Regions from separate parts of the Mus musculus genome. Here region 1 is linked to region 2. A link is a loop called in an ENCODE intact Hi-C map of the cell type or tissue named here. Cell type or tissue: heart. All regions are shown on one strand. Links, peaks and the distances in the headings refer to the core of each region. The heading gives the core; the rest is flanking DNA.

Region 1 (11,797 bases), core at 1,960-9,959, 68 kb before region 2:
TGAGGCACATTATGTGTAAGGGGTGTCCCTGCATGGAGGCCCAAAGAGGCCATTGCATGAAACTGTGAAGGTGAAGCCTGAATTTGGTTGGAGACCCCAAGATGCTGGAGGTACAAGACTTGTGTGATGCCTGCCAAGGAGAGCTACAGACTGTGCGTGGAACTAAGTCGAGAGGAAGTGTGTTGCAGTGAACACAATGACAGGAGTTGGAGACCTGCAGAGCACTTTGATAGCAGACACAGAGCTGCAGAGTTTGGAGTTTGCCCTATTGGGTTTTGGTCTTGCTTTGGTCCAGTACTTCCTCACTATGCTCCATTTCCCCGCTTTTGTAATGGTAATGTATATTCTGTGGCATAGCATGCAGGCAATATGTGGCCGGTTTTTTATTTTGATTTTACAGGGAGTTAACAATTAAGAGATTTCCTTGAATCTCAGAAGAGGCTTTGGACTTGGAAGCAGCCTTGAGCCGAAGGGCCTTTTAAAATTAGACTGAATGAGGTTCTTTGCATTATGATATGGCTACAAGCCTGTGGAGGCCAGGGAATTAGATGTGATAGTTTGAATAAGAATGGCTCCTGCAGGCCACCAGGGAGTGGCACTACTTAAGAAGGATTGGGAGGTGTGGTCAGGTGTGAGGAAGTATGCTGCAGACCCTCTGGGCCCCTTTGTCTGCGTGGAACGGGTCTCTAGTCGCGGGTGGGCAAAGCGTCGGATGAATTGACAGACAGATGCACACAGGAGAGGTTGTGTAGAATCTGAATGTATTGTCAAATCGAGCATCAAAATTTTTATGTAGCAGACAATAAGGAAGTTGGGTGACACACCAGCAAGGTACAAAGAGGTTACTGGAATCTTACATAAAACAGAGGAATGCAAACACAGAAGGTCTAACGGGAACCACCTGGGATAGAATTCATTGTTAACAACTGGGATCAACAAGGGCTCCACCTAAGATTCACTTAATCTTAGAAGCCAGGGTCAAGGGCTTCATGCCCTTGCCACAGTTCCTATTTTAGTCTATTGTATAGTCCACCTTCCCCTTAGGCCATTGTAAATACGTGTGTATGAGTGTAACACTATAGTTCTAAGTATCTATTCTGGTTTCTCCTTTGGTCTGAAACTTCCTTCTTCCTTAGTGATGGTAAATTCCTGTATATGGGAGCGACTTGGCTTTTATTCAAAGTGATAGTACACTATTATAGTACCAGAGGCTATTCTGAATGTCACTGAATAGCAACATTCTTACTGAATTTCAAGCCCATGGTCTTGCTCAAGGACGTTCTAGGACTGTTGGAACACTGGCAGAAGGCTTTAGCTATGTCAGAATTCAATCTTAAAAGGCACTTATAATAGGATAATACTAAAAGAGAGCACATGGATCCATACACTAGACTAACGCGGGAATGGAAAATTAATGTATGGATTAGAGAGAACGCCAGACTCCAGGAGCGAGTTTCCGTGAAACTCTTTTGCCTCGTGAGTAGCTTTCAAGCCTCAGCCTGTCAAGCTGACTCGACCGGAGAGCGTGGCAGGAGTATACCACTCAGGAGTGGGCTTTGAGGTTACAAAAGCTCAAGCCAGGGCTAGAACTTTTAATTTTTTTCAAATTCTATTCTTTTTTTTTTCTCCCCTCTCCCCTCAAATTCTATTCTTAATGGTGGCTCTTAAATGCTTTAACCTCCCTTGTAGCCCACCACCCAACAGAGGTAGTAAAAAAGAAAGGATACAGGAAAAAGTGGACCTTTTAGAAAAGTTCTTTGAGCAACTCCCATCTGTGCTGTATGAATATCAGCAGTTCAGTTCACAGGTTAGCAGGCAGCGGCAGCTCGACTCCCTCGCAAACACTTCACAGATACACCAGCAGTCCAGTTCAGTAGTTAGGTTAGCAACAGTGGTGACAGGGCCTAGCAGAGACAGCCAGGCCTCAGCAGGAGGGACCAACAGGAACAGTAGAAGTTCTCAGCTGTGCCTCTCTCAGGGAAGTGAAGATCAGCAAAGACTTGAGACTAAGGATTTCAGGAGCAAATTACTCGAGCCAGTCAGCATCTGCTGTTTAGAAAAGATGCTTTCTTGGGACCAATCGGGGTGTGGGTGGAGGATAGTACAGGAGCTGTAGCAGCGTTCAGTGAGCTTGCTGCAGTGTTTCTCCACCTGCTCCCAGAATCTGTGTCGTTGACTCTGCCACCAACTCACTCTTAACCCCCAAGGGGAAGTAGGGTATGACAGAGAGAGCTGTCCAGGGCATGGTCAACACACCAGCCAGCCAAACTCTGTCTCCATCACTCCATGGAGTCCTATTTATACCCTCCAAATACCATGTGCCCTGCTTCAGCATGTGTCTTGCCTCAGCACCACTCTACGGAAGCAGTACATGTGTGTTGTTAGCAAAGAATCCTTCATTACTTGTCCTTTCATGTGCTTGCTTTAGCAGAACATCCTTTCTCCTGTGTCTGCTTCAGAGAAACGTTCTTTCATGTGTTTGCCCCAGCTAACTTTCCAAAGAACTCTTAAGTTACCTCTTCACAGGCCAATATCTTTTTCTCCCTGCTTCCAGTGGATCTGGATGTAGAACTCTCACCTACTTCTCCAGGACCATGTCTTCCTGGGTGCCGCCATGCTTCCTGCCCTGATGATAATAGTCTAACCCTCTCAAACTGTAAGCCAGGCCCATTTACATGTTTTTTTTTTTTAAGATTTATTTATTTTATGTATATGAGTACACTATAGCTGTCTTCAGACACACCAGAAGAGGGCATCAGATTCCATTACAGATGGTTGTGAGCCACCATGTGGTTGCTGGAATTTGAACTCAGGACCTCTAGAGGAAGTTGGCACTCTTAACCACTGAGCCATCACTCTAGCCCCATTTGTTTTCTTTTGTTGTTGTTGTTTTTGTTTTTCAAGACAGGGTTTCTCTGTGTAGCCCTGGCTGTGCTGGAACTCACCCTGTAGACCAGGCTGACCTCGAACTCAGAAATTCGCCTACCTCTGCCTCCCAAGTGCTGGGATTAAAGGCGTGTACCACCACCACCCGGCCATGTGTTTTCTATTATAAGAGTTGCCATGGTCACTCAATCTCTCACTGCACTTCAAGAGGGCACTGACTAAACAGGTGGTTCTCACCTGAGACATTCTTCCAACAGAAGAGGATACAATGGAGATTGCACGTCTGGGGAGGAATTGCTTAGATTTTTAAGCTTCCCAGAGGCTCACAAGCACAGACTTCAGCTTCTTGTCATTTTTTTCCCTTGAGAACTTCAATTTAACAGAACCCTTACTATATTTGATTAAAAAAAAAAAGTCATGTGTGGTATGTGTATGTTTGCCTGTACATGTATGTGTAGCACCCAGTGGCTGACATTGGAGACCTCCCTCAATCACTCTACACTTTTATTTCTTGAGACAGGCTCGCTCAGTGGACCTGGAGGTCACTACTTCAGCAAGCCAGTGAACTATAGGGACCAGCCTGTGTCCATACCAGCCCACCCCCACTGTCTCCGGCACTGGTTTAGACCCAGGCCTCAGACCTAGCTTTTCTGTGGGTGCTAGGGATTCAAACTCGTTTCTCACACCTGCAAAGCACTTTGCCCACTGAACATCTCCCAGTTTGCTTTTGAGTTACCCTAGTGCCCGCCCTTTTCTGTCTTTCTTTTTCTCATCTGCTCAATTGCTTTAGCACTTTACAACCCAACTTGAATGCTGACTGCAGTCACTGAGGTCCACAAGAGCCTCTTCTACCTGACCACGGTCTTCAGGGCTCAGCCATGCCACAAAAGCTAACACCAACACCAAAGTTCCTGCTCAACTCACGTCCTTCACAACACACCACAGGCAGACCCACTTTCCTTACTCTCTCTTCTATGTTCTTCTATCATGTTCTTCCCAAGAGCTCCATGTTTGGGATCCCAGGAGGGGCTCTTTGGCACAGACGTGACTGCGTTCTCTTTCCTTCATGCCCCTGCACAAGCTGGACTTAGGTGGTGTCCCAATTTCATGTCTGTTACTGTGATAAAACGCCTCGACCAAAAGCAACGGAGGAAGGAAGGATTTATTTCAGTTGGTAGTTCCAGGGTACCGTCCATCTTCGAGGGCAAGTCACGTCACACCTACATGCAAATTCAGACAAATGAACACACCCATGCTTGCTGTATATACCCAGCTAGCATCCTTCATATCTATATAGTATATAAAGATTTTTTTAAAAATATATATATGGCTTAGCAATTAAGAAGACTTGTTGTTCAGTAAAAGACTGGTTCAATAACAGTTTAATGGCAGCCACAAGCACTCTAACTCCAGTTCCAAGGAATCAGACACCCTCTTCTGGCCTCTGCATGGACATCATACACAAACATACACAGGCAAAATTCTCATAAGCATATCATTTTTAAAAGTAGTATTTAAAAAAATATTTAATGGACATTCCATTAAATGTGACTCTCAGTAAACAGGTTAGTTTTAGTGAAATATGTCTTATGAAATATTTGGGACATAATACTTTAAAAAAAAATTCATCGTTTTATCTGACATTCCAGTTTAGCTGTGTGTGTTCTATCTAGCAACTGGTTAGTGAAGTGACCCGAACAATTTTGGCTTCTAGAACTTTCTCTGTGTGCAGTTCGTGACGTCCTTGGGAGCATTTAAGGACAACCACCAGTCCAGAAGTGGTGGTTCTGCTCCTTTCTCTTCGTGCTCCAGAGTCTAGGCACACGGAACCAAGCCGTTCTACCTGTAGCCCAGCCCAGCCTGCTGGCCTCGGCAAGTTCTCATTGATCCTTAAACCCTGAGGTATCAGTGAAGATTTGGCCTGGCATGGTTCATGACAAGGACCTCAGTGAGAGAAGCCCTATGCTGACCAGACATAGCACCATGGGCCTTCCTGTGAGCAGGTGCTGGTATGATAGACAAGGGAACAGAAGGTGTGTTTATCACAGCTCAAGGCCCAGAGGCACCAGCAAAGCATGTTCTACTAACGAACAACAAAGAGCTTCCCTGTTACCCACAGGTTCTGCAGGTTGTCCAAGAAAGAACTGTGGCCTAGTAGGCTCTCCCAGCATGGTCCCGACCCTAAGACACCCCTCTAGCTGCCTTTCCTTACCCTGAGACACGCTTTGTCTCTAAATGTGGCGGTGGACCTCCACCTGTACCAAATGCAAAGCCGGGCCATGACAGTAGGAACCACAGAGGACCACAGAGAGGATTCAGTGGGTAAAGACATGCAGTGACTGATGTGATGGCCTGAGTTTGAGCCCAGGGACTCGCATGATAGAAGTGACTCTGAAAAGCTGTCAGGGGACAACATGGCTTTGTTTTATTTTTAAAGCTGAAGAGGCCTGCTCTGGTGTTCCTATGGGACCGGCTGCCCCCTCCTCCCACTATTTGCAATGAACTTTCAAGCCCATGAAGAGGATGTAGCTGTGCTGGTGCCAAACCAAAGCTGCCAGTTCATTCTCCCAGCTCCGGGCAACACCAAGATCACCCAAAATGTTGCTCCCAGCCTCAGGTCCAGCTCCCACCCCCAGAAAGCTGACCCAGACCCTGGCCCTTGCTCTCTCATGCAGACAATGTGCAGAGTAATCTGCTCTGTCTTTCCATCTGTGAGCAGATTCCCAACTACGGCCAACAAGCTTGTCCTAAAACTTCCCAGTAGAAAAACCTGACTCAATAATGCTAGCCTATGGCATGTGGTACTGCAGGCCTTTAATTCAGCACTGGGAAGGCAGAGACGGTCAGATATCTGAGTTCAAGTTGCTATGGTCTACACAGCACCCTCCTGAACAACCAGGGCTATGTACAGTTCTACATAGCCCTAAATAATAATAATGCCAGCGTTCCAGATGTGATATGCACGCCCACTCCGTCCACGGTATCTAGCTGAATAACCCTTTGACTCCTTCAGTACCTGGCCATGAACCTGCCTTAACAAATTAAGTCCTGTTTGTTTCCAGGACACGTCTCCTTCACCTAGACTGGGCTGGCTTAGTACTCAATTTTCCTGACTGCCTGCACTTCCCAGGTACAGGTATGAAACACATGCCCAGCTAACTACGGACTGCTGTAAAACACAAGCAGCCCGAAAATTACAAAGTAAACACAGCCGATACATACAGCTCCTTCACTGTTTGTATGCATATATGTGCTCGTGTGCACTAGGCCATGCGTTTGAAAAAATGTGCATGACACTTGTACAGGTGTGAGTATGCCTGTCCCTCTTTAGATACGTGTGCATTCTTAACACACCGTGGTTTTACGAAGGGGACTGATACTACCAGGTTGTTCTAGATCGATGGCTTCTTCAATAAAATGGACTTAACCGAAGATCCCCGGACGTGGATACAAAAGCAGGGACAACCGCCGTCGTGTAGAACAGTCCTTCCCTTCCTCGAATCCTGAGCGACAGCTGACGTGTAGCCAGCCTTCGCTGCGCATGCGGAGACACGGTGGCGGGAGCCGAGGAGTATGCGCAGACTCCGTACACAGCCTCCCCCGCACTTTCAGCGTTTACAACCCGTCGCCCGGAAATCTAGGAAGGATTAACAGGCGCTCGTCCTCTGATTCGTGCCCGCCCACTTCCACTTCCCGCCGTCCGCAAGCGTGTCCCGGTTGGACGTGCGCCTACCCTGTTTTGTTTCCGGGGAATCTGCTTTGCCCAAGAACGTTCACAACTTCCGGTGTTCCCTTAGGCCTGTGATTGGCTAGTTTTATGAATTAATTAAAGCGTGTCGGGTTTGAAATAAATAAACCGTTTTTACTTCTAAATAACCGCGCTGAAATTATCAAACCACCAAATAAAATATGATACTTTTCAGTAACAAGCTTTTGTGACTACTAAACAAAATTCACCATTATCTAAAAAGGTCCGATATTGGGAGCTTTAAATACGCCGCGGGAGGAATGTACTTCTGTGTTGTATGAAAGGAGAGAAGGTTAGCACTCCCCTTGACAAGGATGGAAGAGGCCCTTGGGCCTAACAACACACATACGGTTAAGGCATTGCCACCTACTTCGTGGCATCTAACCACTGTTTTTTTTGTGTGTAAATTTGGAAGCTGAAGGATGTAATCTTTTTTTTGTTTGGTTTTTTTGTTTTTATTTATTACGTATTTTCCTCAATGACATTTCCAATGCTATCCCAAAAGTCCCCCATACCCTCCCCCCGAAGGATGCAATCTTATACAGATTTCTTGCTCGAGATTTTTATTCTAATCACCATCCCCAACTCTCTTACCCAGCATATTTGGGACAGATGTAAGTCTACTTCAAACAGGCAATTTCATTCTGAAGCTTGGAGGACTGCCATGTGCAGTAGCTCAACTTGCCACCTACTAAGAGCTATTTGCTCATCAACTTCGGATATTGGGGTGTTCCTGACAGACATAAGGCACTTAATACTCAAACAACAAATGACCCTGAGCACTACTCCAGACGGTGGGGAGTTCATAAGGGCTCTCCTAGAGCAGGTGGTACAGCTTTCTTTATTGACTGTGGCACCAAATCTGTCTTTAGTATCAGAAATCCAAGCAGTGGATACAGGTATGTGTATACTGTGATCACAGTTGAGGTGTATGCACATTTGTGTGCATGTGCACAGAAACACATGTAAACAAATATATACACTCGCTGGGCAGTGGTTTCTCACCATGATGATAATGGATTGAATCTCTGAACTGTAAGCCAGCCTCAGTGAAATGTTTCCCTTTATAAGAGTTGCCTTATAAGAGTTTCCCTTTATAAGAGTTGACTGGAGAGATGGCTCAGCAGTTAAGAGCACTGACTGCTCTTCCAAAGGTCCTGAGTTCAATTCCCAGCAACCACGTGGTGGCTTATAACCATCTGTAATGAGATGCCCTCTTCTGGTGTGTCTGAAGACAGCTACAGTATATATATATGTATATGTATATGTATAAGAAGAGTTGCCTTGGGCTAGCAGTGGTAATGCACGCCTTTAATCCCAGCACTTGGGAGGCAGAGGATTTCTGAGTTCGAGGACAGCCTGGTCTACAGAGTGAGTTCCAGGACAGCTAGAGCTACACAGAGAAATCCTGTCTTGAAAAACAAAACAAATATAATACACACACACACTCATATGCATTTAAATTTAAAGAAAGAGAGACAAAGAGAAACAGAGAAGAGAATGTTGTTTATCAGACTGGGTCTCAGCTGGTCTTGAACTCTCAATACTTATATACCAAATACATCTTAAAAAAAAAAGTCCTGGGGTGGAGAGATGGCTCTACAGTTAAGAGCACTGACTGCTCTTCCAGAGGTCCTGAGTTCAATTCCCAGCAACCACATGGTGGCTCAGAAGCCTTCTTCTGGTGCGTCAGAAGACATCTACAGTGCACAGGACTGGAGTGGGGGCCAACCAGAATGAGCAGAAATCCTCTGAATTCAAATTCCCAACAACCACATGATAGCTCACAACCATCTACATTAAATAAATAAATCCTGCCTCAGTGAGATTAGAGCCATACCTGTCCCTTGCTTGTGTTTAAGGAATATACTTCAAAGCATTTCTCAAGATGTTAGTTGTGAAATGTCATCTCTGTGTGCCTTACTCTAAAATATGCAAAATTGAGGTCATTTTAAAACAATCCCAAAAAAACACCAAGGAGTTTCAAAGCTGATACACCCTGGGGATAAACAGACCCACTCGCAAAGGTGTCAGGGCTGCACCCCTCCTCAGGAACCCACTGACAGGCAGTCATACTCAGGCCCACACGGCTAGAACCAAGTCCTTAGCCAAAAAGGAAGGTGGAAACCTTTAAGGCATTGGGCCATGGAGCAACACACTTCTCTTGGAAGGTGGAGGGAGGCTCATGAACTCCAAAAAGAAACTTAGTCCCAATAAACTGAAAGCTACAGGACTTATAAGGCTCCTCCCCAATTGCTAGGGAGAGGCTGGCTCAAGGTTCAAGAGCACTAGCTGCTCTTCCAGAACTCAGGTCCACTCACAACCATCACAAGGATCAGACCCACTCTTCTGGCCTCCATAGCCACCAGACACACACATGGGATATAAACACAAAGCACTCGTATACATAAAGCAAATATTTCTGGGCCATTCTGGAACTAGCTCTGTAGACCAGGCTGGCCCTGAACTGACAAGAGATCCATGGGTCCCATACCTGGGATTAAATGTGTGCCACCAACATGGGGCACATCTTTAAAAATGCTAAGCAGAGACTCCCACTGTGCCTCCCACTGGCTTGGGGAGCTCCAGGGCTGTCACTCAGGCTGGGCTGGCTGGTTTAGGACACTCACTGATCAAGTTGGATTTGTTACCTGGGTTAGACCTTAAGTTCTCTAGTCTTAGTAACTAGACTTTAGTTCATGTCTGCCCAGAAAAGGTCACAGCCTGTGTACACCAAGAACACAGGGCACCCAGCAGAAATCCATATAAAGCCATTCCATTAGGCCAATGTTGCATGAACAGCTGCTTGTGCCCAGTTCCAAAGCCACTTATACTAAAGCTACTGACACAGGATCCATGACACCGTACTTCAGAGATTTACATTAAACCCATCAAAAGTAAATTATGCAGACTTGGGAGCAGGGAAGACAGCTGAGTGGATAATACACTTGCCACATAGACCTGAGAATCAGCATGCATCCCTAGCACTGGTGTAAATGCAGGGCAGGCACAGCAGCCTGCCCGCCTTCCCAGCATCCACAAGGCTCCCAGTTATGCTGCCCGGCTAGACTAGCCAAATTGGAAAGCTTTGGGTTCAAGTAAGAGAACTACTGAGGTGGGGAGCTATCAAGAAAGTTATCTGGCATCACTCTACACACATGAACCATCACACATATGCACATTACCTAAAAGAAAAGCAAATTTTTTGGGGAGGGGTTGTGCTGAGCAGATGGCTTAGCACTTGAGAGCACTGACTGCTCTTCAAGAGGTCCTGAGTTCAAATCCCAGCAACCACATGGTGGCTCACAACCACCCGTAATGAGATCTGACGCCCTCTTCTGGAGTGTCTGAAGACAGCTACAGTGTACTTACATATAATGAATAAATAAATCTTTAAAAAAAATTTTTTTTCTCCCTTTGGTTGTTATTTGAGCCTTGGTTTGTGTAATCCTAGCACTAGCTCCGCAGACAGGCTTTGCTTGAACTTAGACCCTCCTGAGTGCTGGAACTAAAGGTGTGCTCCTCCACTGCCTGTTCTGCTAAAGAAATCCTTATTGAGTGCCAACCAAGTGGGAGGGAATGACAGGTAATCCTCTGATCTCCACACACCCAATGAATGCACACAGAATGAATTCCTGGAAAAAACAAACTTATATGGAACAAAATTACAAGGCATGAAAATCTTTATTTTTAAAAAGAGAATGTATTTTTACATAAATCTACAACAGAGTTCAACTGTAGAAAAAATAAACTATACTCGGGGATACTGTGCTCGACATGGCAAGCAAGCTCCCTCCCTCAGGAGGAGGCCGCACACCAGGCCACAGCTGGAAGGACCTTACTACCCTCCAGAAACCCCAGCAACATGCCCACAACATTGACCAGAACCCAGGTTCATCTATCCAACAGACGCCAGGGGCCCCAGAGCCCATGTCAGTGTGACAAGCCACCCTCTTTAACAATGGCTTCTTCGATGTGATAGCCCATTTACACACCATCTCCCTCAAGGAAGTGACAATGTATGGGGTTTCTTTTCCAATACCTTTGGATTCTTATTATGCACGATGGAGGGAGAAAGGGCTGTCAGGACCACAGCTGGGGACAAGCCTTGGCAAAGGCAGAGTAGAGCAGCTACTGCCCTGGGTGATGTGGCTTCAATACACATCAGTGTTGGCCTCACAGATGGTTGCTGCTGCAACCAGAGCAAACCCAGAATCTCCTTTCCACCCATGTCTGTGCCCAGCAGCCTCCGCCACCCATCTGTACTCCCAGAACCTCTGCAGTCTGCTCCACAGTAGGTCACCCTGGGTTCAGCCAGCAGCAGTTGTGAAAATGCTGTGTAGTCCTGAGCTTGGCCACTACCTCTTTCCAGTCCTGGTCACCTGAGGCGGTGACCTGGGGCGGGGGCCAAGGACATAAGAGAGGTTTGGTGGGTTTAGAGGCCAAGGCAGGAAGCTGTACCTGCTGGGGCAAGCACCATATTGAACTCCTCCCTCCTGCACAGGTGACCCTGAGCCTCTCACAGAATAAAGAGGTCCAGAACCTCACTACATGGTGCCTTTCCAAGACTTCCTTCCACTCTTTCTCATCTGAGGTTCTTCCTCTCCAACACTCAGCACCCACAGCAGCCACTGGGAAGAAGAGGCACAACAAGGATCCATCCTCCCAGAGACCTTTCCAACTCCTGCCAGGAAGGGAGGAGGGCTTTATAAAGCCAGGTGTCAAAGAGCCTGGTCAGAACTCAGGGCCACACCCAGTCCATACCCACCTTTTATTACAGTGTGTGTAGCTTACTGAGTGATACCAGTGAGACAAGGAGACATTTCAACCACTGAGAGGTCAGTGTTGACCTATGAACTCCAAAAGAACAAAGGGACTTGACACGGATACAACTTACAACCTTTCTGTGTTTCCAGAAACTCATGGAAGCACGCTGGGTACTATTACAGGCAGGAAAATTGAACAAGCAGGCCAGGGCAGGAGGCAGGGAATGGGAGTAGGGCTGTAGGTCCTGTTCCAGTGTGCACTGGGCAATACAATACCAAAACAACAACCACAGAGAAAAACAACCCATGAGGAGCTGAACTCACTCTTGTAATAAAAAAATTAAAAATTTGTTGCCTCTGAGCACAGAACAGACCAGGAACTTCCCCAGGCAGAGAC
Region 2 (11,797 bases), core at 1,277-9,276:
ATTGCCCTACAAGATCAAGCCTGGGTGCAGATCTTTTTGGGTGGGGGCTTGGAAGGTATATGATAGAATCTTTAAAAATATATTTGAAAGACTGACTTCACATTATGTGGGTGCTCTACTTTTACCAGTTGTTTATGTAATAATGCTGTGTGCATACCTGGTACCCATGGACTTCACAAGAGGGTTGGTACTGGGAATGGAACCCAGATCCTCTGCAAGAGCAATAGGGTCTCCTAAGTACACTGCCACCTCTTCAGCCCCAAGGGGTCTTTTAAACTGGTGAGTCACTAAGCCTGTGAGAGATGCCTCAGGCAGTTGAGGAACTTGTGTCTGAGCCTGGTGATTCCAGTTCGAGTCTTATGTGGTAGAAGGGGAGTGCTGGCTCTCACACTGTCCTCTAATTTCCACATGTGCTCTGTGCCACATGTACACACACACATACACAGTTACACACACACACATACAGTTACACACATAGTTAGACACACATACAGTTACACACATACAGTTAGACACACAAAGTTACATACACAGGTACACATACAGTTACATACACATACACAGTTACACACACACACAGTTATACATAGTTACACACACATACACTGTTACACACACATGCACTGTTACACACACATACACAGTTACACACATAGTTATACATAGTTACACACACATACACTGTTACACACACAGTTACACAATACACAGTTACACACACAGTTACATACACATACACAGTTATACACACACCTAATTACACACAGTTACACACACATAGTTACGCACATGTACACAGTTATACACAGTTACAGTTACACACACATACACTGTTACACACACAGTTATATACACATACACAGTTACACACACATAGTTACACACATACACAGTTACGCACACATGCACAGTCACACACACAGTTACACACACTGTTACAAACACATAGTTACACACATGTACATAGTTACACACACACATACATAGTTACACACACACTCACACACACACACAGAGTTTTCTGGGTTTTGTTTAAAAAGTTAACTGGCAAGTCCCTTGTCCTAGTAGCCAGAGTGCTCAGTGTGTCCAGAAAGGTGAGACCCAGATGGCAGGAATGATAATAGAACCTGCAAGGTGACTGCAGTTCTGCAAGCTCCCAGTCATGGCTTTGCTGGGGAGCCTGGGTTCAAGAGTTTAAGGACTCTAACTTAGAGCCTCCCAGGTCTTGCTCTCCTACCCTGTGTTCAGTCTGCGACTAAACAGCAGGGCTTCCTTGCAGTGGCCACCTCGCCCCAGGGTGTGAGAAGCACCCATGCTGTAGACCAAAGAGGAGACAAGAAGAGCCTGGAGAGGCTCCAGCTTGTCCTCAAATCTCTTCCAAGGACCCTGGGCTTGGAGCTTGGGACCTCTGAGACCAAGGATGTCACTTTGCCTTCTTGAGCCTTTTTCATTTTCAGGTACAGAACATATTCGTTGTGTATGTGTGTGTATGTGTGTGTGTACGTGTGTGTGTGTGTGTGTGTGTGTGTGTGTGTCTGGTATTTAATACCATAACCACCTGTGCATTTCTTGCATGCAGCAAAGTGCCCGCTCAGCCAGAAATAAACTCAGTGACACCAGGATCTTGGAATAGGTCCAGCTCACAGCAGAATTGGAACCCTGCATTGGCAGGCAGGTTCAGCGGGCACTGATGGAAAAACTTGTTTTGTTTGTAACGTTTTTGTTGGGGTCTATCACACACCCACCTTAAATTACAACTGGATAAAAACTGACTAACGTAGGCACCATTGTAATTTTCACCAAAACCAAGATCTGAAGTGTGACCCCGTCCTAACCCTTTCAAAACGCAGAAAAAGGGCGGGACTTAATCTCATTCCTGTCTTTCCATAGGCACATGGGGACACACTGAGACTCCAGAGAGGGAAAGTTGGCTGGCACAGCCTGAAGCATCCCTTACTGGTGTCTAGCTTTGGAGAATCCGCCTTTTTCCGGCACCACCAGCCAGGTCTCTTACGGAGTCCCCAGGTCTTCAACCCGCCCCAGGATTTTGGGGCGGGATTGATCGCGACTCCTCCCTGGCAAGGACCGCCCTGCGCGCGCCCTCGCCAGGCTAATTAGGCGCGCGGTTTGTTTACAAACATGGGCTGGGGCCGGTGCGCGCCTCCCTGCTTGTGAGCATTCGGGGTTTGAGGGAGGCCTCGGGGTACCCGGGTAGTGACCCCAGGGTGCTAACTGCGTTCCCGCCTTTCCCACGTTTTCCTAGGCTTCTGGAAATCCGCCCACCAGTTCTTATTCCCTGCGTGTGGCTGAGAACGCTAAAGTGAAGGCGCGCGGGCGGGCCAAGGTTCCAGCGTCGCCTCGGGTCCTGGCGGGCAACCTCCCAGCCCCGCCCCCACGCGCCCCTAGGCCGGGCCCGCTGGCGGCCAGGGCGGCCGGGCGGGCGGCCGGGGGCGCGCGGGGCGGGGCACGGCGTGGCGCCGGCGGGGCCGGGACATGTAGTCCGTGCGCCTCGGCCTCCCCTGGGCGGCCCTGGCGCGAGCCCGGGCGCGGACTACGACTCCCGCCAGGCGCCGCGGCGTAGCGCATGAGCCCTGTACAGCTCCGGCGCGTCTATTATGCTGCCGGGGCCGGCGAGCCAAAGAGGAGCCGGCCGCGCGGGCCGGGAGCAGACGGCGCTGGAGCCGCCTAGGCCAAGTACGCCTTTTTCTCGTTTCCTTGTACACTCTGGGCGGCGGCGGCGGTGGCGGTGGCGGCGGCGGACTTGGCTGAGAGAACACGGCCCGGAACGCATGGTGCAGGCCTCCCGCGCGTCTCGAAGCCCGGAGCCCGGGGCCGCCGCCTTTGTGCGCGGCCGCGATGCAACAAAGCGGGGCGGCCGCCTGCCCGGGGTCGCAGCGACTGCGCGGGCTCCGCTGCCCTCCGCCTTGCGCTGTGCGCCCGCGGCTTGCCGGTCGCCTCGGGCCGGACTGGGAGGCGTCGCCTTGGTCGGAGCGCCCAGCCTGGACTTGGCACAGCCCGCGCTCTCTGCGCCAGCCCTCCCTCACGGAAGGGATTTTTTTTTCCTTTCCCCTTTTCCTCTGCCCGCCATCTTCCGAAGGGGACTGCCTGGAGGATGCGCGGCGCGGGAAGGTGCGCGCGGTGTGCCCAGGGTCGCTCCGGCGCCACTTAGGGCGGATCGTCGCAGGGCAGGCCAGGCTGGGCCTGGACACCGCTGGAGCCTTGCAAGTGGGGCAGCCGCGGCGTGGCTTGGGGGGCGGCGGCTGCATTTGCAGAGTTATGGCCCGGGAGACGACTTTGCGCGCTTACGAGTTACTGGATTATTGCAGCCAGGCCAGGAGGAAACCCAGTTCATGTTTTGAAATCAGCCTAAACGAGTACTTAATCCGGGCGAGGTCGATTCGGATTGAGGTGGAAGGGGTGGGGTGCACGTCTTTTTCTTACTTCGTGTATAACACGCAAGCTAGTTGGGTGAGGAATGCGCACCCCAAAGCCTCTCGTATGTAAGGTTCTTGAGGATTCCCGGTGAAAAATCCTGGCGGCTTGGGGAAGTTCTCTCCACCAGTTGCTGCGACGGGGGCAGGGCTAACGAGGAAGCCATAAACAGTCTTCTTGCCCTGGGGCGGCGGGGGGGGGGCGGTAAGGAGCGGGAAGGGGGCTCACTGGGAGCCGGGGCATACCTTTTGTGAGTTCATACTTTAGGGCTCAATTTTAAGGCTCTGCCCTTTGCAATTTTGATTAAGAGCTTTCTGCCAGAAATAAGTGCACAGCTGTTGTTTCTCTACCTTAAACTTCTTAACTGTATAAGTTTGTGTCTCTGAGGTCATTCTTGTGTTCTTCAGTGGCTAACATGGGACTGGGTGCAGGAAGAGAAATGAGTGAAGGAATTGAAGGGCTCAGGTCCTGTCCCCCTTAACCCATGAGGACAAGCTGGTTGTTGTGTCGTCCATCCCCCCCCCCTTTTGTTTTGCACTTTCTTAGTGGTGTGCATTACTGGGGGTGGGGGTGCCCCTGAAGAGATCTGAGATCTCTGCTGTGCTGCTTGAAGTGAGTTTCTCACAGGCTTTCCAGGGTCCAGGAAAGGAAGGACTCCAAGGATCAAGCCCCAAGCCCCAGTGACCTTTTTTGAGTGGCCCTGAGTGTGGCCTCTCATTCGCAAATAGAGGCCTGTTTGCTGTTTGTTCTGTTGGAGGCCTTGATGTGCACTGTTGGCTGTAGATCATGAGAGGTGAGGTACAAGCTTGACAGTTCAGGAGGTGGGGGTAATTTCTTCCTGACCTTGCTTATAAACTCCGGGTCCACTGCTTTAGCAAGACACCAGGAATCTGTGGCGATCCAGACCTAGCCCCACATCCGGGGAATTCAGGAGAAAGGCATTAAAAAGCTTTTGTAGGGTGGATGACCAGGGGGTGTGCCAGTTCGTTCATTTCCCTACCTATATATCTATTTACTTTATTTATTTTACTTTTAGGAGATGCCAGGTTTACTTTCACAAAGAGTAACTGCTTTCTTTCCACAGTGCAGTATCCTGTTTTGGAAATGAGCTTTGAATGAGGGATGGAGCTTGTAAAAGTGTCCTCCCTCCCTTAGATGGTGAAAATGGGGGGGAGTGCTGAAAGGAAAGGCCCTGCCTGGCTTGCCTCTACTCCGGCTTCTGTAAGCCTGGAGCTGTGCCCCCAGGGGCTCTCAGGGTTACCTTGTCCACTTCCTGGTTTACTGTGTCACAGCCTTCCCAGGGGAGGGTGGCCCAAGGTCACAAGTGTTACCCACTGTTCAGATAAGTGCTGGTTATCCAGATCTCACCTTAGAAGGAAGAGCCGCGGGGAACTATGAGTGGGAAAACAGGATCCAGTGGAGACCTCCACAATTCAGAAGGTAATAGGAAGTTAAGAAAGCAGTACTCCTTCCCAGGGGACAGCCTTGAAGCTTGTGGCGTCCTTACAAAGCTATCCCCTGCACCTGGGGGCTGCTGTTTGCAGTACATTTTGACATGTGGTACCCTCTCGTCTATTTGTGGTTACTGCTGCGCTATGGGACACCCAGCTGTCTTAGTGTTGGTGGGTTCTATTGCAGGGGAAAGTGCCCCATTGTGGGTGCTCACAAGTTGGTAGTCTCTTTGTAGGCCTCTGGGTTGAAGTAGATCTGGGTCCATGCTGTGTACGTGGCTCAGGCTCTGGTTCTGGCAGTTCAGTACTGTTGGCTCTGGTCTCTGCGTCTCCATATGGCCTGATGACCTTGACCTGGAGATACATTTTGGGGAAGGGCCTCCTTGCCCCCATAAGGCCCAGAGCCCCACAGAGGCTATCATATCCTAACAAGATGAGGACTGGAGAAGGAGGGGCTACTAGCTCCAGTGTCATTGGAAGTTGGGCTTCCTGACCCATGTCTGGGCATTTCCAGAAGTCATACCCAGACACTGTGTGTGACATATAGAGGAGGATTCTGGTGGGACCTGTAGTCAGGTGGAAGGGACATTTGGGTCACAGGCATTAAACCGCAGGTCTTAGGTGTGGGCTGGCCTCAGCTTCCTATGTACATTGTGTGAGTTCTGCTTGTATAGTTCTACCTGTGATAATCTGCTTGGGTGCGGTTGCATTGCATTGGGCACCCAACTCCTGCCATTGGGCTTTACTATGTCTCTACTGTGCTTGCCCTGTAGGTTATGGCAGAGAGAAGAGAAGTTGACTGAGCTCTTCAGGTAATGCCCTCCCCTGGATAGTGCAGCCTCATAGACTGAGGGTAAGGTGGGTTACCACTCAGCCCCTGGCTACCCACTAAATAGAGCTCTGGAGAGCTGCCCCAGGTTACGGGAGCCAGGGCAGTGCAGACCACAGGACTCAGGAAGCAGGTGCCCTTGTGGTGCTTAGCATTCTTAGCTCTGCCTCAGTCTGGTTTTGGAACGCGTGGAGCCTGTCTTTAGTGGTCTGAGAACAGGGCAGGATAGTACCCCTGGGCTCCTGGCCCTGTGACCACCTGATCATGTATTTCTTGTCCTTATGGTCTCCCAGACCACCACATTTCTCAGCCTGCCTTCCCGTGTGGTCTAATGAAAGGGGTTCCTCAGGGCCTCCAGGTTGGATGAGGGAGACACTTGGGAATAAGGGCTGATCGAGGCGGTGGCCTTCTCTTGCTCCTGGCTGACTGGCTGGGTGGGTGGAAGATGGAAGAGGTGGTAGTTGAGCTGCTGGGCTCTGAATAGTTGCATTGACCCTCCTGTCCTAGCCCCTGATCTTGCACTGGAGGTGTTCAGAGAGGAGGTGAAAAAGACAAGGTGGCAACCCTTGGGGACTTTGGTTGACACACCTGTAAATCAGGCCTTGAGTTAGCCATTCGTCATGCAGCCCAACAGGAGAGTGTTTCTTCCTTGACCCAACATCCAGGTGCTGGGTGGGCCTGCTGCCCAGCTTTGTTCTGCAGTGTTCTGCTGTTCAGTAGTATCAGGATTCCTGAGCCTTAGTGCATGGTGGGCCACTTCAGGGGCTCCCTGCAAAGGTACTGGGACTCATTATAAGTCCCAGGTGCATGATCCACCTTCCCTCTGCAGGCAGCTTAAATGTCCTCAGAAGAGTGTAAGTGTAGGGTGGCTATGCTGTGGTGATTCAGAGGCTGTTCTGGAGGCCACAGTCTCCAGACGAAGAGAAGCTTCCTCTGGTGGACTGCTGGGATATGAAGCACCAAGGCCTAAGAGCCTGGGGCTATGGTGACAGTTGGAAGTCAGAGGTGTGGTGATTGGTGACAGCTGCAGCCACTGAGCCTTATGTGCCTTTCCATAGGACAGCCATGGGTTCAACAGAGCTGACCCTTCCTGGGGTGGGGTGTGTTCTTTCAGAATTGAGTCTCCTGCCAGACAGAGCCAGGCAGCTGTTAGAAGCAGGTGTGATATGACCAGGGTGAGCTTGGTGTGCTGGCTAGGGCTCCCTAGCAGTGAAGGTCAGGCAGTTCCACTCAGGAGAGTCCACAGTGGCCAGGGAGGCCCCATTTAGGCCCCTGTCTGCCTTGAGACTCCAAACCATGTTCTTCTCCAGGCCTCACTGTAATGAACAGTTGGCTCTGTCTGTCACAGAAGCTGGCCCAGCCTTAACAGATCTGTTTCCCCAGGCTTGGAGGGCCAACACTAGGGTGACCCTTCCCAGGACACTTAGCTGGTAGGTGTGCCAGTGTGAAGGCAGCAGCCTGCAGCATTGTGGAGCATTCATGGGGACAGTGGTGAATCTAGGTAGATGGTTCTGTTGGAGCCTGGCTCTGGCTCCTCCTGCCTGGGCCACAATAGGTCTCTGTTGTCCACATCTGAGTGGCTCCTTGCCTACCTTAGGGGTGGAGTTCATGGGATGTCCACCAATGTATTGGGATGAGCAGAACAGCAAGGACCTGGGGCTAAACTTGGACTACTAGGGTTCCAGGGACTCAGACAGCCGGTGTAAGGAGGGACCCTTCAATATAGGGTTCCCCAGCTCTATGTTGACTCCAGGGGAATGAGAAGACTAGGCATGGAGATATGGTGAACTTAAGTATGGCTCTTGCTTATCACAAAAAAACAGCCTCTTTTTGTGGGTAGCGATGGAGACTGACTATACAGAGCCCTAGCTGCCCTAGAACTTTCTATGTAGTCCAGGCTGCCTCCTGCCTCTGCCTCTGTCTCCTGAGTGAGAAATCCTCTTTAAGGCATCTTGAGGCTGGTGGAGCAGCAGGTGGCTGGCTAAGGCCCTACTCTTTTGAGTCCCCTATTAAGATGTGGGCATACCCCATATTGCTTTCTTTCTATTCTGATGACCCATGCAGCCACATCAACCCCGTCTGTGCTGCTTCCTCCCTGAACATGCCCCGGGGCCACTTTTTGCAGAGCTCAAATGTCCCCAGCTGTAAGTCCCTGACCATGGCCCCTGCCTCTCCACCACTTAGACCTTCTGGAGTCTCTGGGAGGTGGAATGGCCCTGCTCCTTCCTGACTCCCACACACCTGACCAGGGCAGCCTTCCCTTCCCGGGGAGATAGCCCTCACAGCTTGCCTTGAAGCTCAGAGTAGAGGCTTCTTCCCTGGGTCCCAAGAAAGGCTTCCCAGGCAAATCTGTTTCCAAAGTCTGGCAACTGCCCAGGGGCTGGGCTGGCCCAGGGTTAGCATAGGGAAAGGTACTGTGTGCTGGCGTGAGTAGCTGTGGAGCTGACCTTTGTCAAGCCTGAAGGCTGGGTTGTATGTAGTAGGTGCTGGCCCTCATGTCCCTTCTGTCCAGTAGTGCTTGCTTGGCGTGAGTGGGGAGACCTGAGCCCCACAGCTTGTAGGTTGACAAGAGAAGGCTCTAAAGTTACATTGAACTTTTTGGGTGTTTTTCGTGGTGATAAAATTGCAGGTTCCTCCTACCCCCTCAGTATCTGTCCAGGGCCCCTGAGCCTTGGCCTCTCACCTTTGCTGACTTGTCCTTTGGACTTAAAGGCTGGATTTCTGCTTTTATTCTTCAGCCTGGGGATTGGGGAGTGGCCTGCCTGAAGCCATGCAGTGAGACTGGGAAACCTGCAGGGTTAAGGCCTTCCCTTCCTGTCCTCTGTCCTGCATGGGTTTGTAGGGAGAGTGAATGGGGAGTGGACTTTAAGCCTTTCTTGCCTTTTCTTGGTGTGGTGAGGAGGCTGTCATCAGTGTAAGGTATGAATTGGCTCCACACTTTCTGGGTGGCCCCCTGCAGCATTCAGGTGTTCCTCCGTAATCTCAGTAGAGACTTGCTACAGGTTTCCTCTGGTATTTGTTGTGGGCCTCTGTGGTCTGTCTCAGTTTCCACATTGGGTGGTTTCACATCCTCTTGAGGCCAATACCTCCTCAGATGGACTTTCACACACACTTGCCTGAGGTCTTGCCCACGGTAGATGAGTCTTGTGCTGTCCTGGAGGCCCAAGTAAGGGGATTCCAGGGCTCTTGAGAAGTCAGACTCTGCAGAGTAGCAGGCGTGGGCAGGTGGGCCTCAGTGAGGGCTTAACCCTTGTTTTGCCCATGACATACTGGCTCCATCTCTGTCGTGCCTGCTGAAGCAGTTGCTGTGAGTGTCAGTGACACTCTGTAGCTTCTGAAGGCCAGGCCTTAGAAGGCTTACATACAGCTTCTGTGTCCCGGCTTTGTCAGGATCAGCAACAGGCAGGAGGGTGGCCCCTGGGGGTTGCTGCAGTAAAGAGCTGTCTGGCATTCATTGGCTGTCAGTGGGGCTGGGTGGTCAATGCCATGCCCCACCAGCTAGCTGCTTTACTGTGTGAGGCTCTGCCATCCTATGTGTGCACCTCTTTGGACTGGTATCTAGGGGACTGGTTTCCAGACCCATGGGCACCAAATTCGCAGGACCATCTATCTGTACCTCAACCACAGAGCAACCCTAAGGCACCCTGAAGCCCCTCATGCCTTTTCTGGAGGCAGGTGGGGCTCAGGGGAGATTTTGTGGGTTAGAAATGCCCTTAAAGGCCGGGTGTGGTGGCACACACCTTTAATCCCAGCACTCAGGAGGCAGAGACAGGCGGATTTCTGAGTTCGAGGCCAGCCTGGTCTACAGAGTGAGTTCCAGGACAGCCAGGGCTACACAGAGAAACCCTGTCTTGAAAAAAGAAAAGAAAAGAAAGAAAGAAAGGCCCTGAAGTCTCTTTGGTATTCTTCTTTAGCTCCAGTCCTAGCTAAGCCTACCTGAGGCCATGGTTCCCTGCCTCAGCTTTTAGAAGGATGTGGTCCTTAGGTCTCACTGTTGCTGGTGGGAAGTCTGATTTGTCCAGGCCTCCATTTGTCTTCTGCTTCTTGCATCATGCCATCAGGCTCCAGACACTCTGATTCATGGACTGTGCAGTACAAGTCCCTAAAAGATAAGAAGCACGTGCCTCTCCAGTAAGGGTTTCCGCAAACGCGTCCACGGCACAGGCTCAGTCCTGAGAAGCTCACCTTAACCCAAGCCTGCTTCCTGAAGTACAGAATGGAGCCTGGAGGTCTAAGCGAGGGGATCCAGAGTTCTTCTGTATGAAAGTCGGCCCTGGGTACCACAACCTTCCTTCTGCAAGATCACTGTCCTTATTCAAAAGCTCTTAGCAACAGGCCCTTGACCATTTGGCCTTTCCCAACCACAGAAGGTGATGTTTGATTGGGGTGTTCCCTTAGGCCTGGGGCTAGGGATCTGCATAGGAGGGACTCTCATCCCTATAGAGTACTATAGTGTCCACTGGTTTACCAGTCAAAACATGTGACCCAACAAGAGGTAGATCATAGGATCAGCCAGCCTGAGCTTAGTGAGTTCCAGACCAGCCTGAGCTGTAGAGTGAAACTGTCTTGAGCTAAAATAAAAAAGGAAGGAAGGGATGCCTCTGACCTACATGCTTGTGAGCATTGCAGAGGTATGTCCATCAGTGAGATAGAAGGCCCCAGACATGGTCGGCTTGCTGGCATTTCTAGTTGCCACGACTCCCCTCCCTGCCAGCCTTAGAGACTGGGCTTTTAGGGTTCCACTGAAGCTCCTTCTTGTATTGTTGGGGGTCTGCATATTTGAGTGCTCTGGTGTGTGTTGGACTGTGCCCCTGATGGTCTGTCTGCCTCTGCTGTACTTATTAGAAGCCTTGGCTGTTCCCAAGTCTTCACCCTGATGAGCAACTTGGGTCCACCATGGGGTCAGAAGGCCGCTTCTCTTCTGGGTGGTGGCCTTTACCACACCTTTAATCCCAGCATTTGGTAGGCAGAGTCTGAGTTTGAGGTCGGCCTGGCTTACAGAGCCAGTTCTAGACTACACAGAGAAGCCATGTTTGGGGGGGGTGGGCTGGAAAAAATCCAGAGAGAGGGGTTGGGGAGAGGGAGAGGAGAGGGGTGAGGGGAGAGCAGGAGAGAGCATGAGCAAGCAAGCTGCTTCTCCCGTGGGAGATGGCTTTCAAGGAAGTCCATGACTCTCCTTTCTTCTCAGGTTCTGGTGTCTGGTTCACTTAGCTTTGCTGTCTGGTTGGTTGAGGGTTGCTAGGCATTGATGGGGGAAGGTCAGGCCAGGCTTACAGTGGACCCTGCAGCCTAGGCATGCCAGACTGAGTGTGCTTTGAAGGGGAGTATGTGGACATCTGACTTAGTCCTTAGGGATGGGACTGAGTCAGATGTCCACCTATGCCAGGGAGCTTAGGTCCCTAATGGTTGGGATCTTATCTCTTAGCCTCTGTCTCTGGTGGTCCTGGGAACTAGGCATCTGGGCTCTCCCACGGTCCCTGAACCGCACCCTGTCACCCTACTTGTCTCCATCCCAGGCATTAGGGCATTTTCAGGAGGTGGGTTCCAAGACCTGGGTATGGAGAGGACTGTGACCATCTGCCTTCCTCAGAGGAGGCCTTTCTGCAACCTCAGAGCCCTTTCAGTGTGATGGGTCCCCCAGGTCAGATTCATTCTCATGTCCCAGCTCCCCAGACCTACACAGTAGCAGGACCAGTCTTTGTTCCTAGGAATCTCATAAATTATATGAGAGCATCAGCTTCCAGTTCTACACTGGCCATGGCCAGCTTGTGCTGCCTGAGCCCTGAGTGCTTAACTCCAGGCTGACAGCCCCATGGAAGAGAAAAGGACACACCATGAAGCTTTCAGGTAGCAAGAATGAATCACAACATCTACCCTGTGACCTCACGCTGTTTAGGTTTCAGTAAGTTCCAAGGAGGCCTTGAGAGCACATGAGCCTAATGAAGGCCAATGGGGCTACAGCAGCTACACGTTCCAGGGCCCTGTCACCTCAGGCTCCGCTGGAGAGTTTTTAACCTACAAGTGACTTGATCCATTTTAACAGGCTTACCTCCTTTGTGTAGGGCCTGACAGTCTGATGATCCCA

The links. Peaks named below come from ENCODE experiments on the same cell type or tissue, not always from the same donor. Only the 100,000 strongest peaks of a DNase experiment are listed, where the experiment ranks them.
Region 1: it touches region 2 in a loop (4-fold over the local background); 2 of 42 quality-filtered maps call a loop at or near these places.

Annotation. Positions count from the first base shown.
Region 1 is chr2:27,535,038-27,546,834 of GRCm38, reverse strand. It overlaps Gm25541 (a small nuclear RNA gene), which reads left to right and starts at 6,905; the gene lies at 6,905-7,030. Gm13421 (predicted gene 13421) reads right to left here and starts at 6,409. Exons shown (of 2, transcript NR_166127.1): 1 at 6,270-6,409; 2 at 745-4,106. It overlaps Wdr5 (WD repeat domain 5), which reads right to left. Exons shown (of 14, transcript NM_080848.2): 14 at 10,300-11,797. In heart, for the core only: no CTCF peak of the experiment used is centred there; DNase peaks (open chromatin) are centred at 5,414, 5,924, 6,524, 6,944 and 1 weaker place; H3K4me3 peaks cover 1,812 bases; H3K27ac peaks cover 1,989 bases.
Region 2 is chr2:27,466,474-27,478,270 of GRCm38, reverse strand. Brd3 (bromodomain containing 3) reads left to right here and starts at 2,598. Exons shown (of 12, transcript NM_001113573.1): 1 at 2,598-2,694. In heart, for the core only: no CTCF peak of the experiment used is centred there; DNase peaks (open chromatin) are centred at 2,180, 2,510, 3,140 and 4,730; H3K4me3 peaks cover 4,883 bases; H3K27ac peaks cover 5,594 bases.